Linked DNA regions of Homo sapiens: region 1 is linked to region 2. The links are chromatin contacts, found by Hi-C or POLR2A ChIA-PET in ENCODE. All regions are on one chromosome and are shown on one strand. The core of a region is the stretch at or near the end of the contact, and the rest is flanking DNA. Distances in the headings are between cores, read along the strand shown.

Region 1 (5,587 bases), core at 1,918-4,417, 64 kb before region 2:
GTGGTTGGGTATGGATGTCAGAAGAATCTCACTTGGTGATGATCCTCAGGAACTATGTAAAGGAATTTTAGATTGCCCTGGCTGATGGCAGGAAGCCCCACCCAGGGCTAGCCCTAGCTGGTCAGAATTGCCAAGCAGTCAGTGTTTTTATTTTATGCCATCTCCTAATCATTTCAGTGGCCGCCAAGCTCCTAGAAGCTTGACAGCCACAAAGATGATCCTAATTCAACCCTTTCCAAGTGAGGACACTCAGTCCTGGTCAGGAAAAAGGCTTGGTCAGTGTCATATAGTAGCGGTAGTAGCAGAGACTAAAACTCACTTCTCTTGATTGATTCTGTTGCTCTTTTCGTTACTTGATACTATCATCTTTGCTGTTCTCTAGAGCCACTACACACACCCTGCATTTTGTGTTGCTGGGAAAAGCCTCCAATCAAAGACCTCCTGATCCTTTTCTCTTAAGGTCAGCATTCCAGTGTCTAGCACAGTGCTTAGCACATGGTAAGCCTCCATCCAATATTGGTTGAATGGTGAATGAGTGAGTGAACTCACAGAGTCTATTCCTAACCCTATCTTCTTAGAATCAATTCTATACTTACACTGCAGTTTACCTGATTAAATTCATGCCAAATCGTTAAGGGTTGCCAACAGGATCTGTTTTAATGGTCCCAGATAACTCTTGCATTTTAACCAGAGTTTTCTGTAAATAGCGTCTTTGGAAAAAGCAGTGGTTGCAGTAGTAAGACATACAGGCACTGTGACGAGCTCTTGGGGTTGACTATGCCTCTCACTCCATGTCCTACCACAAGACTCTTTTCTCCTGTGGGCTTAACCCCTGCATTGGGTACCACCAGAGGGCAGTAGCTCCGCCAGGATCTGGGTGGGGCTATGTAAAAAAGTTCTGGAGGCTCTGAGGTCAGACCTAGGATACAGTAGAGACAGATGTTTCTTTCAGCTGCCCTGGGTGTGCCATGAGTATTTCTGGATCCATTGATGAGGCAGCTGTAACACTCTTTTCTCACTTTGTTTCCCCCAAAATGCTGAGTGAATGGCCCTGTGGGGTTGGTTGGAGCTGAAGGGGCCCAGCTAGAGTGGAGGGACTTGTTTTTCCATGTTCATTGTCCTCTCTTTAGCTGGTCTTTCTGAATGTCAGTGATCCTTGCCATCAATGTGACGTGCCTGGTTCTCAAAGGAGCAGGAGGAACTATAAGGAGCCCTTCTTTAAAACAACCACTATCAGGGCCTCAACTGTCCTACTGATGCTCAGATCCAGTCCTGACCTCTCACCTAAACTCACTGTCGGCTGCTTCTTCACTGGTCCTCCTGCCTCTTGACTCTCTTCATCTCAGATTCATTCTGCAAATCATTCAGCAGCCTGACTAATCATCCTAAACTCCCGGAGTTCGGGAATTGTCTCTTGTTTACTGCTGTAGCCTCAGCTCCTAAAACAGTGCTTGATGCCTGGGTAGTGCTGAATACATTTGATGAAGGCAATATTGAATGTATTTCCTCTAGATCCAGTAGCATTATTAATTTGTATGGTTTTATTAAGAATTGTTTCATTCATTTATTCAAGGAACATTTTTGTCTCTCGCCACATGCTAATCCCTGAATGTGGTTGGTAGATAATATACCAGAGATAAGTGATCTTACAGGGCTTACAATCTAGTTTATGCTGAGAAAGGAAGTTGAATCTTTCCTGGATTCACTTCCACACGAAACAGACGAACGAGAAAGATATGAGTTCACTTGCTTTTTTGTTTTGTGTTCACTGCAGGCTTCTTCCAGGAGTTATCCCAGGGCAGGGCTGAGTGTAATGGGAGGATGAGGCAGGAGAGTAGGTGAGCCCCAAGGTCCTGAGAGAAGCTTCAGAGACTTCCAGGCTCTCATCTCCAAGTGGGGGATTGGGTTGAGTTTATAACCTCCTTTCCAATGCAGTATCACAGAGTAGTTGAGAGTGCTCACATACTGAAGCCAGTTTGGACTCAAATCCTGCCCTAGCCATGTGACCTTGGGCAAGGTCTCTATGCCTGTTTCCTTTCTATGCCTCAGTTTTCTCTCCGTAAAATAGACATAACTGTAATACCCACCTTACATCGCTTGTAGCATTGTGAGGGATAAATGAGTTATCACATGTGAGGTTCTTTAAACAATGCCTGAGAGTGAAATAGATGTTTGCCACTACTAATTTACTTACTGTTAGGCATTTTCATCTGTTAATATGAAAAGGAAAAAGGAAAGGTGGTTTTGCATAGTTGTGATGGAAAAACTGAGGCTCAGAGTGATTAATCTTTCAGACTCACCAGGTGGGGAAACAGGGCTGTTGGGGCCCAAAATTTACTTAGATTTCAGTGCGTTTCCTAGGTCTGAGTTGGGACTTAAATACAGAACACCAAAGAGATCATCTCTTTAACATACAGCATTCTAACTGAGTTTGTCTCTTTCCTTTGGATAAAATACCTTTCTAAGAACATTTTACTGAGAAAAGAGGACAAAAGAGAATTACCCTATAAAGATGGAGTCACTCTCAGAACTCACAGGCTGTGTCAGTTCCATGCTTTTTTTTTTTTTTTTCCTTTTTTTGTGAGACAAAGTCTTGTTCTGTTGCCCCGGCTGGATTGCAGTGGCGTAATCTCACCTCACTGCAATCTTTGCCTCCTGGTTCAAGCAATTCTCCTGCCTCAGCCTCCCTAGTAGCTGGGACTACAGGCACCCACCACCATGCCCAGCTAATTTTTGTATTTTTAGTAAAGAAGGGGTTTCACCATGTTGGCCAGGCTGGTCTCAAACTCCTGACCTCAGGTGATCTGCCTGCCTTAACCTCCCAAAGTGGTGGGATTACAGAGGCATGAGCCACTGCACCCGGCTCTGTCAATTCCATTTTAAGGGATATCTGAACCTCACTCTTGGCCTCAACCTTGACCACCTCACTACTTAAGTAAGAATGATCATATGGCTTCTACCTGGGATCCAGGCTCAGCCATTCCCAGGATGCTTCTACAGGAATGTACAAACTATCCACTGAGTGGCAATTCTGTTTGAGCCTTAAAACAAACAAAAAAACTTGGACTAGGAGCCAGAAGACCTTGTCTCTGTGAACCTCTTGACCATTTATTAGCCAAGTGATAATTGGGTGAGTCACTTGACCTTTCTGAGCCTTTGCTTCCTCATGTCTTCAGCAGGGAACAGCCTCTTTCTCAGATAACCATTGGGTCAGTATTTTGGCAATTGTACAGCTCTGAACAGTGAGCAGTTAGGACACAGCAGTGAAAGACAAACATTCTGTGACCTGTGTGAAACAATGTAAATGTCTGCTTTACTGTTTTGAGCTTTAGACTTTGGTCTGACCCATTGTGCCCAGGTGGAGTTAGCAGTTAACTCCTGTGATTCAGTTCATTAGGGTGACCCCGCCCCTTTCACTCTTCATTGCTGTGGAGAAGAAGAAGGCAGGGCTGTTGGATGAAGGGTCAGGAACCTCAAGATCAGTAAGGGGCTAAATTTTGGGTCCTCTGAGAAAATGTTGCCATCTGGGCAATATGATATCTATTTTAGGATCGCTGGGAAAGGACTCGGGTCAGTGATCTCAGTGTTGCCTTTAGATCCTCTAGGTTGTTCAGGGCCTCAGCATCCATGACAAGTGACAGTGGCTCAGCTCTATTAGCAAAGAACTGACCAACTTGTTGATCTATATTCACCTGTTTGCCTTTTGTGTCTGTGCAGTTGACATGGTTGGTAGTGATGTGGAACAAGCATCCTGTAGTTTTCCACTGTACCCAGTCTGCCTAAATTTAATAGAAAATAATTAAAAAAGCCAAGTAGTGCCTGCAGCTTTTCTGCGCTCATAAATGCAGTCATGAGGCTCAGGGTGCAATTAGCAGCCTCCAAGTGTCTCTGGAAACCTGAGTGTGTCAGCGTCTTCTTGCTGACGGTAATCAGACCTCATGGCTGCAGTCAGAATGCAGAGGGCCCGGAGTAATGATACCGACCTACATGTAGTGAACAAATTACTGGAAAAGGGGCTCAGGCTCCTAGGCCCTGGTGTGTTATGCCTGTGCTCCACTGGAGACGCCTGCCGGGCTCAAACTAAATACACATCTTGCTCATATTACATCTTATCCAAGTAAGATTTTCCATTACCACAACATAGGAGACATGAAGGGCATGGTGATTGCTAAAATCATACAAGACTGGTTGTCTGCGCTTGGCACTGCCAGGGTCAGAAAGTCATCAGTGTATGATTGCATATAACTTGCATTCCGTTTTCATCTTTCTGTTCTCTCCACTTTCTTCAGTGAGGTCTGATTACATGCAAGTCATGGCCTCCCCTTTCCTCCTCCTCATCTACTCGATAATCAAATCCCGTTGCTCTGGCTGTAGTCATTTCTCTTGAAAGCATGCCTTCCTCTTTGTTCGTGTTGTCACTTCACATTGTTTCAGTTCCTTACAGACTCTCATCTACACCATTGTAGCAGCCTCCTCTGGTTTTCCTGCCTCTGGACCTTCCCCCAACTTTGTGATCTGTACTTCTAGGGTTACTTTTTGAAAATAAATCTGTCCATGCAATTTCCCTGTGCTTAAACCCCTTCCTTGTTCTTTCTTTCATGTGGCTGGCGTTCAGGGCCATTTACAATCTCACACAAACTGCCCTTCCAGCTCCACCTTCTGATTCTTGCCACCATGAGCAGCTTCTGTGTTTTTTTGTTTTTTTTGTGTGTGTTTTTTTGTTTTTTTTTTTACAAACTTCCCTTTGAAAATGCTGTACTTGTTCACCTCCCTGTGCCTTTACACATACCATTCTTTCTGTCTGAACATACCTGTTGACCCTTTAATACCCACTGTAATAAATGTTGCCTCTTCTCTCAAGCCTTTCAGTCCCTATACCATTACCGTTTTGTACATACAACGTGCTAGGTGTGTCTCCCACGTGAGATTGTAAACTTCTTGAGGACAAGTACTGTGTTTTATTGATTTTTTTACCTCCAGCATATACCACAGTAGAATACAGCAGTTACTCAATACGTGCTTATCAAACATGTACAATGCAACGTAGAATTCTGTACCAAGACCGTTTATAGTCTGGTGAGGAACATCAGTTAGCTCATGATACCACTGTGCCAAATGGATAAGTGTCCTAAGAGAGGCTTTAATACACACATGGTTAAGTCACAGATTGAAATGCCTGTCTGAGAAGAACTGTTTGTAACTGGGATTTCCTTTATTGTGGTAAAATATACATACATAATATTTATCATTTTAACCATTCATAAATGCTCAATTCAGTGGCATTAAGTACATTCACAGTGTTGTGTAACAATTTTCATTATCTATACCCAAAACATTTTCATTATCCCCAACAAAAACTCTGTGCCCATTAAATAATAATTTTCCCTTTCTTCCTCCCATCAGCCCCAGGTAGACTATTCTTCTTTCTGTCTCTGAAGGTACCTAAGTACCTCATATAAATCAAATTATACAATATTTGTCCTTCCATGTCTGACTTATTTCATTAAGCATAATGCATTTATGAGTGCATTTTTAAGGTCCATCCATGTTATAGCATATATCAAAATTTTATGCCTTTTTATGGCTG
Region 2 (5,505 bases), core at 951-3,450:
TTCATTACTATGAAATTTAATACTAGTTTATTTAATAGTAGTTTATTTAATACATACTAGTGTATGACTAGTGGTTACTGTATTGAACAACAAAGATCCCAAATAAGTATTCCAGCCTAGATTTTTTTTTTTTTTGAGACGGAGTCTCACTCTGTCGCCTAGGCTGGAGTGCAGTGGTGTGATCTCAGCTCACTGCAACCTCCGCCTCCCGGGTTCAAGTGATTCTCCTGCCTCAGCCTCCCAAGTAGCTGGGATTATAGGCGTGCACCACCATGCCAGGCTAATTTTTTGTATTTTTAGTAGAGACAGGGTTTTGCCATGTTGGCCAGGCTAGACTTGAACTCCTGACCTCAGGTAATCGCCCGCCTCGGCCTCCAGCCTAGAATTTTGAGCTGCAGACTGGTGGACCCTATTGCTTCACAATTACAAAAGCTGGAAACCCTGGGGGCATCCTTGACCCTCCCTCCTTCCTCTCACCCCATGTCTGATCTGTCAGCAGATCCTGTTGTTCTACCTTTGGAATAGCTTCTGGGACCCACAGCCCCCACCTGGTCTCTGCTGCTTTACTTGTGGAGGTCCTGCCTGTCCTCCAGGGCTCTGGCTGGGTCATCTCCTCCAGAGGGAGCCCTCCTTCTGTGCTCCGTAGCCTGTGGGCTGTGGGTGCCTGTGCTGTCTTGACAAGCATTTGCTCAAGTAAACTGGTCTCCCTAGCTCACCTGACTTGACCAGAACAAGAACCTCACATACCAGTGTGAACAGAACTGGGAGAGAGGTGTGTAGGAGGCCTTTCATATCTTACCTAGATAGCAGTAGCTTCTCATCTTTCACCTTTTCTTTCTTTTTTTTTTTTTTTTTTTTTTTTTTTTTTTGAGACGGAGTCTCGCCCTGTTGCCCAGGCTGGAGTGCAGTGGTGCGATCTCAGCTCACTGCAACCTCTGCCTCCTGGGTTCAAGTGATTCTCCTGCCTCAGCCTCCCAAGTAGCTGAGATTTCACTTGCCCACCACCACACCTGGCTAATTTTTTTGTTTGTTTGTTTTAATATTTTTGGTAGAGATGGGGTTTCACCATGTTGGCCAGACTGGTCTCAAACTCCTGACCTCAAGTGACCTGCCTGCCTCAGCCTCCCAAAGTGCTGGGATTTCAGGCAAGAGCCACCACGCCTGGCCCTCGTTTTTTCTTTTTAAAGAACAAAGCTCTGGTTATAGTCCCCATCACGCTGTATCACCGTTACTCCTGCAGATGTGTGAACCTGCCTGGCTAGAGGTGGAATCTATGGGAGCACTCAGTCACCATCTGGTGTGGGAGGGAGGGAGAGAAGCATGAAGGGACGGGGAAGAGTGTGGAAGGGGAGGGGTAAAGGAGAGGGAATGGGTGGCCCTCACCTCACTTTTGTCCCTCTCAGTTACAGCTCAGACCCTCCCCTAGGTTTCCCAGGTGTGCCAGGGGAAGCCTTGCCCTCTGGCCAGGCAAAGCCATTGGAAGTCTGTAAAGGTCACACACAGAGAAACAGCAGCAGTGCTGATGATAGCAACGTCCCCCTCCCTCGTCCCCTGCCCCATGACAGGTAGGCAGTCACAGCCCAGCCCCGAGGAAGGAGCAGTCCCCCCTCTCCCTGCCACACACCATAGATCTTCTGGATGCCCTGGAGATCGTCCTGGGGCAGCTTGAAGTTGTGCGTCTCCATGTACTGGTAGAAGGGCGCCATGATGGCGCTGGGGTCGCTGGAGTGCTCCAGTCCCAGCGCGTGGCCCAGCTCATGCACAGCCACCAGGAAGAGGTCGTTCCCTGTGGAGAGGAGTGTGGGGAGGTGCCCAGGGCACCTGCTTAGATATGAGTCGGTCAGCCAACCCATTACCTCAGCAAACACCGAGCACGGGCCCTGTGCCAGGCCCCGTGCTGGACACCAGGGACATACAGAGAAATCAGGCACAACCCCTGCCTCCCAAGCCTCTCTGCAGAGCAGGGACAAGGAGAGAGAGAGTGACAAGTGAGGCAGAGGGCTCTGGGTGCTTTAAGAATGTCTGGGAGGGTCGAGCAGGGATTCTGAGGAGAGAGGGGTCATTTAAACCTGGAGGAAGATGTTCAGGGAAAGCTTCACAAAGGTGAAGTTGAAGCTCAGTCTTGAAGGATCAGAAGTTAGTCAGGAGAACGGATTCAGGGGGCAGGAGAGGAAGGGTGGGGGTGGCATTCCTGGCGGATGGAATGCAATAAACACAGTCCAGAGACAGGCAGTTTCATTCCACCTGGCTCTGGAACAAAGCAGGAGGGGAGGGCCGGAGAGAGATGAGGTCAGCCAGGCTGGAAAGCAGGGCGCTTAATGCCATACAAAGGAATTTGGATCAGCTTCTTGGCTAGTGGGGGGTTTAAGTAGGAGTGGGGGTGGTGATACAATTAAATCACTCTGGCTGCAGTTGAGGGAGGATTAGAGGGAACAAGACCTGGGGCAGGGGGATCTGTTTGGATGCTGGGGTCCAGGCGAGAGATTGTGGGGAAAAGCAAGAGAGATCAGATTGTTACTGTGTCTGTGCAGAAAGAAGTAGACATAGGAGACTCCATTTTGTTATGTACTAAGAAAAATTCTTCTGCCTTGAGATTCTGTTAATCTATAACCTTACCCCCAACCCTGTGCTCTCTGAAACATGTGCTGTGTCAACTCAGAGTTAAATGGATTAAGGGCGGTGCAAGATGTGCTTTGTTAAACAGATGCTTGAAGGCAGCATGCTCCTTAAGAGTCATCACCACTCCCTAATCTCAAGTACCCAGGGACACAAAAACTGCGGAAGGCCGCAGGGACCTCTGCCTAGGAAAGCCAGGTATTGTCCAAGGTTTCTCCCCATGTGATAGTCTGAAATATGGCCTCGTGGGAAGGGAAAGACCTGACTGTCCCCCAGCCCGACACCCGTAAAGGGTCTGTGCTGAGGAGGATTAGTAAAAGAGGAAGGAATGCCTCTTGCAGTTGAGACAAGAGGAAGGCATCTGTCTCCTGCCCGTCCCTGGGCAATGGAATGTCTCGGTATAAAACCCGGTTGTATGCTCCATCTACTGAGATAGGGAAAAACCGCCTTAGGGCTGGAGGTGGGACCTGCGGGCAGCAATACGGTTTTGTAAAGCATTGAGATGTTTATGTGTATGCATATCTAAAAGCACAGCACTTAATCCTTTACATTCTCTATGATGCAAAGACCTTTGTTCACGTGTTTGTCTGCTGACCCTCTCCCCACAATTGTCTTGTGACCCTGACACATCCCCCTCTTCGAGAAACACCCACAAATGATGAATAAATACTAAGGGAACTCAGAGGCTGGCGGGATCCTCCATATGGTGAGCGCTGGTTCCCTGGGTCCCCTTATTTCTTTCTCTATACTTTGTCTCTGTGTCTTTTTCTTTCCTAAGTCTCTCATTCCACCTTACGAGAAACACCCACAGGTGTGGAGGGGCAACCCACCCCTACAAGAGATGAAAAGGCCCTGAGCTGGCTGGGCGTGGTGGCTCACGCCTGTAATCCCAGCACTTTGGGAGGCTGATCGGGGTGGATCACTTGAGGTCAGGAGTTCGAGACCAGCTTGGCCAACATGGTGAAACCCCATCTCTACTAAAAATACCAAAAATTAGCCAGATATGGTGGCCTGCGCCTATAGTACCAGCTACTCCGGAGGTAGAGGCAGGAGAATCGCTTGATCCTGGGAGGTGGAGGTTGCAGTGAGCCAAGATCGCGCCACTGCACTCCAGCTTGGGCAACAGAGTGAGACTCCATCTCAAAAAAAAAAAAAAAAAAAAAAAGGATGCCCTGAGGTGGAGGGAGGGAGTGGGGACAAAGAGAGCAAGTCCTGGCAAACTGGCAGTCAGCTTCAGGAGACCCCGGGCAGGGCAGGTGGGGCCCGGGCGTGGGCAGCTCTCTGCAGGACCTTGGTTGTGGAAGCAGGGAACTGTTGGCTAAGATTGAGGCAGGGATTCAAGTGTAGGTGAAAACACACTCCAGGTCCTGGAAGTGGGACACAGGATCCTGAGGGTGGAACTGAGGCAGCTCCATGGCACGGTGGTTACGAGCTTGGGCTCCTGAGTAGGACAGATTACCTTCATTCCCCCTGCCAGTTTGTGAATATGGCCAGCAGGGCTACCCCTAAGCCTCAATGTCCTCACTTGTAAACTGGGGGCATCAGACCTACCTCACCGGGTTGTGTGAGGTTGAATAAGATACACGTGAAGTGCGTGGTATGACACAGAATGGCAGCTGTTGTAATCCTATGTAAGATAGAAGCTTGGTTACTGGAGGAAGCCCATTGACCAGAAAGGAAGCACGAGGCCAGTGGAGCGCCAGCAACCAGATCCTCTGAAAGCCAACTCCCCTGGGCTTCTGTATTGTGCCTAGGACAGGACAAGGAGGCCTGAACTTAGGGGGATGAAGTAACCGCAGCTTTGGGGAGAAAATGCAGGGGGTAGGGAGTCAGGTAGGCTGTGGATCACCAGTCCTGACTCCTGTCTGCCCAGTGTCAGACCCTTGCTTGCCTTGACCTCTGGCATTTGTAGCCCCTTGAGCCCTGCCTCTTATCTTCTGGCCCTAAGGCATGGCTCGGCCCATTCCTGCCACCTGTAAGTCCAGGGAGGCTGCCAGGAACCTAGGAGGTGGTCTAGAGTCCTACTGCCCACTCTGGCCCCAGCGTCACTGGCCTAGGGACACATGGGGGTGGGGATTGTTTGGCCTTCCTGGCTTAGGTCTCTGGAAGAGAGAAGAACCCCATGGGGCAGACCCAGGCCACGGGCAGTACATGCCTCCCACACTACTGACACCGCCAGTGTCTTCTGTGAAGCCACCTTTGAGCAACGGAAAGGAAGGGGGATGGGCAAGATCAGTGCAAGGTTGGCCAAAAGCCTGGGGCTGGCCTTCTGCTGGCATGAGAGGGCCAGGCCGCCCCCAGCTCCTTACTCAGGTCCTGGCCCCTCTGGCAGCAGGGAAGGGTGAGCTCATCGCTGAGCTCCATCCCAAACAAACTGGTAGAGCCAGCGGAAGGCAGCTCTGCTTCCTGGGGTCCAGTCCTGGCTGTGCTCCTGGGCTATTCTATGACCTGGGACAAGCTGTTCAGGGCCTCTGTCTCCTGAGCAGGCTCTTCCCCAGGGGCTGTCCACAGGGAGCTCAGCTGGGAACCAGGGAACACGGCTCTGAGCACTGTGGGAGACTCAAAACCTTTGTCCGCAGCCTTGTCTCTTGCTCTTTTAACCCCTGTTCTGGGTCTGCAGAGAACAGGAGTGACCCCTTAAAGGAAAGAGGCCTGTGGTTTGGGTCCAGGAACCAAAAGGAAGGGAAGAGCGAGGGAGCCAGTATCCTGCTGCACAGAAACCCAAGAGAGCCCTGAGGGGGAGACAGAGGGAGCAGGGCAGGGGCAGGAGGACTCCCTGAGCTTGTGAGGTGAAGGCAGAGGTATGAGGAGGAGAGGCCTGCTATGAGGACCCCATGCTCCATGGGCAGGAGGCTGCTAGGGTCTTCACTCTTCAAGAGGGTGAGCGGC

Evidence for each region. Hi-C counts contacts between places; a loop is a spot of excess contacts on that map. ChIA-PET counts read pairs that join two places held with the same protein, here RNA polymerase II (POLR2A). Pooled maps may share reads with other maps.
Region 1: POLR2A ChIA-PET joins it to region 2 with 11 read pairs in WTC11. The contact joins two enhancer-like sites. A Hi-C loop is called at or near these places in 2 of 50 pooled maps. POLR2A ChIA-PET finds 5 or more read pairs at or near these places in 8 of 52 experiments (Caco-2, H1, MCF 10A and 4 more).

The regions. Positions count from the first base shown.
Region 1 is chr20:35,324,996-35,330,582 of GRCh38, reverse strand. The region is part of intron 7 of UQCC1 (ubiquinol-cytochrome c reductase complex assembly factor 1); the gene reads left to right. Among named protein-coding and RNA genes, the nearest start is that of FAM83C, 35 kb to the right of the region's middle. Within about 2 kb of position 3,167, at least 6 of the 41 ENCODE cell types and tissues checked have a DNase peak (open chromatin) inside an H3K27ac peak, as active enhancers do.
Region 2 is chr20:35,260,072-35,265,576 of GRCh38, reverse strand. All of the region lies in intron 2 of MMP24-AS1-EDEM2 (MMP24-AS1-EDEM2 readthrough), which reads left to right. It overlaps MMP24 (matrix metallopeptidase 24), which reads right to left. Exons shown (of 9, transcript NM_006690.4): 5 at 1,625-1,786. Among named protein-coding and RNA genes, the nearest start is that of MMP24-AS1-EDEM2, 15 kb to the left of the region's middle. RefSeq lists enhancers at 2,016-2,777, 2,778-3,541, 3,542-4,303. Within about 2 kb of position 2,200, at least 16 of the 41 ENCODE cell types and tissues checked have a DNase peak (open chromatin) inside an H3K27ac peak, as active enhancers do.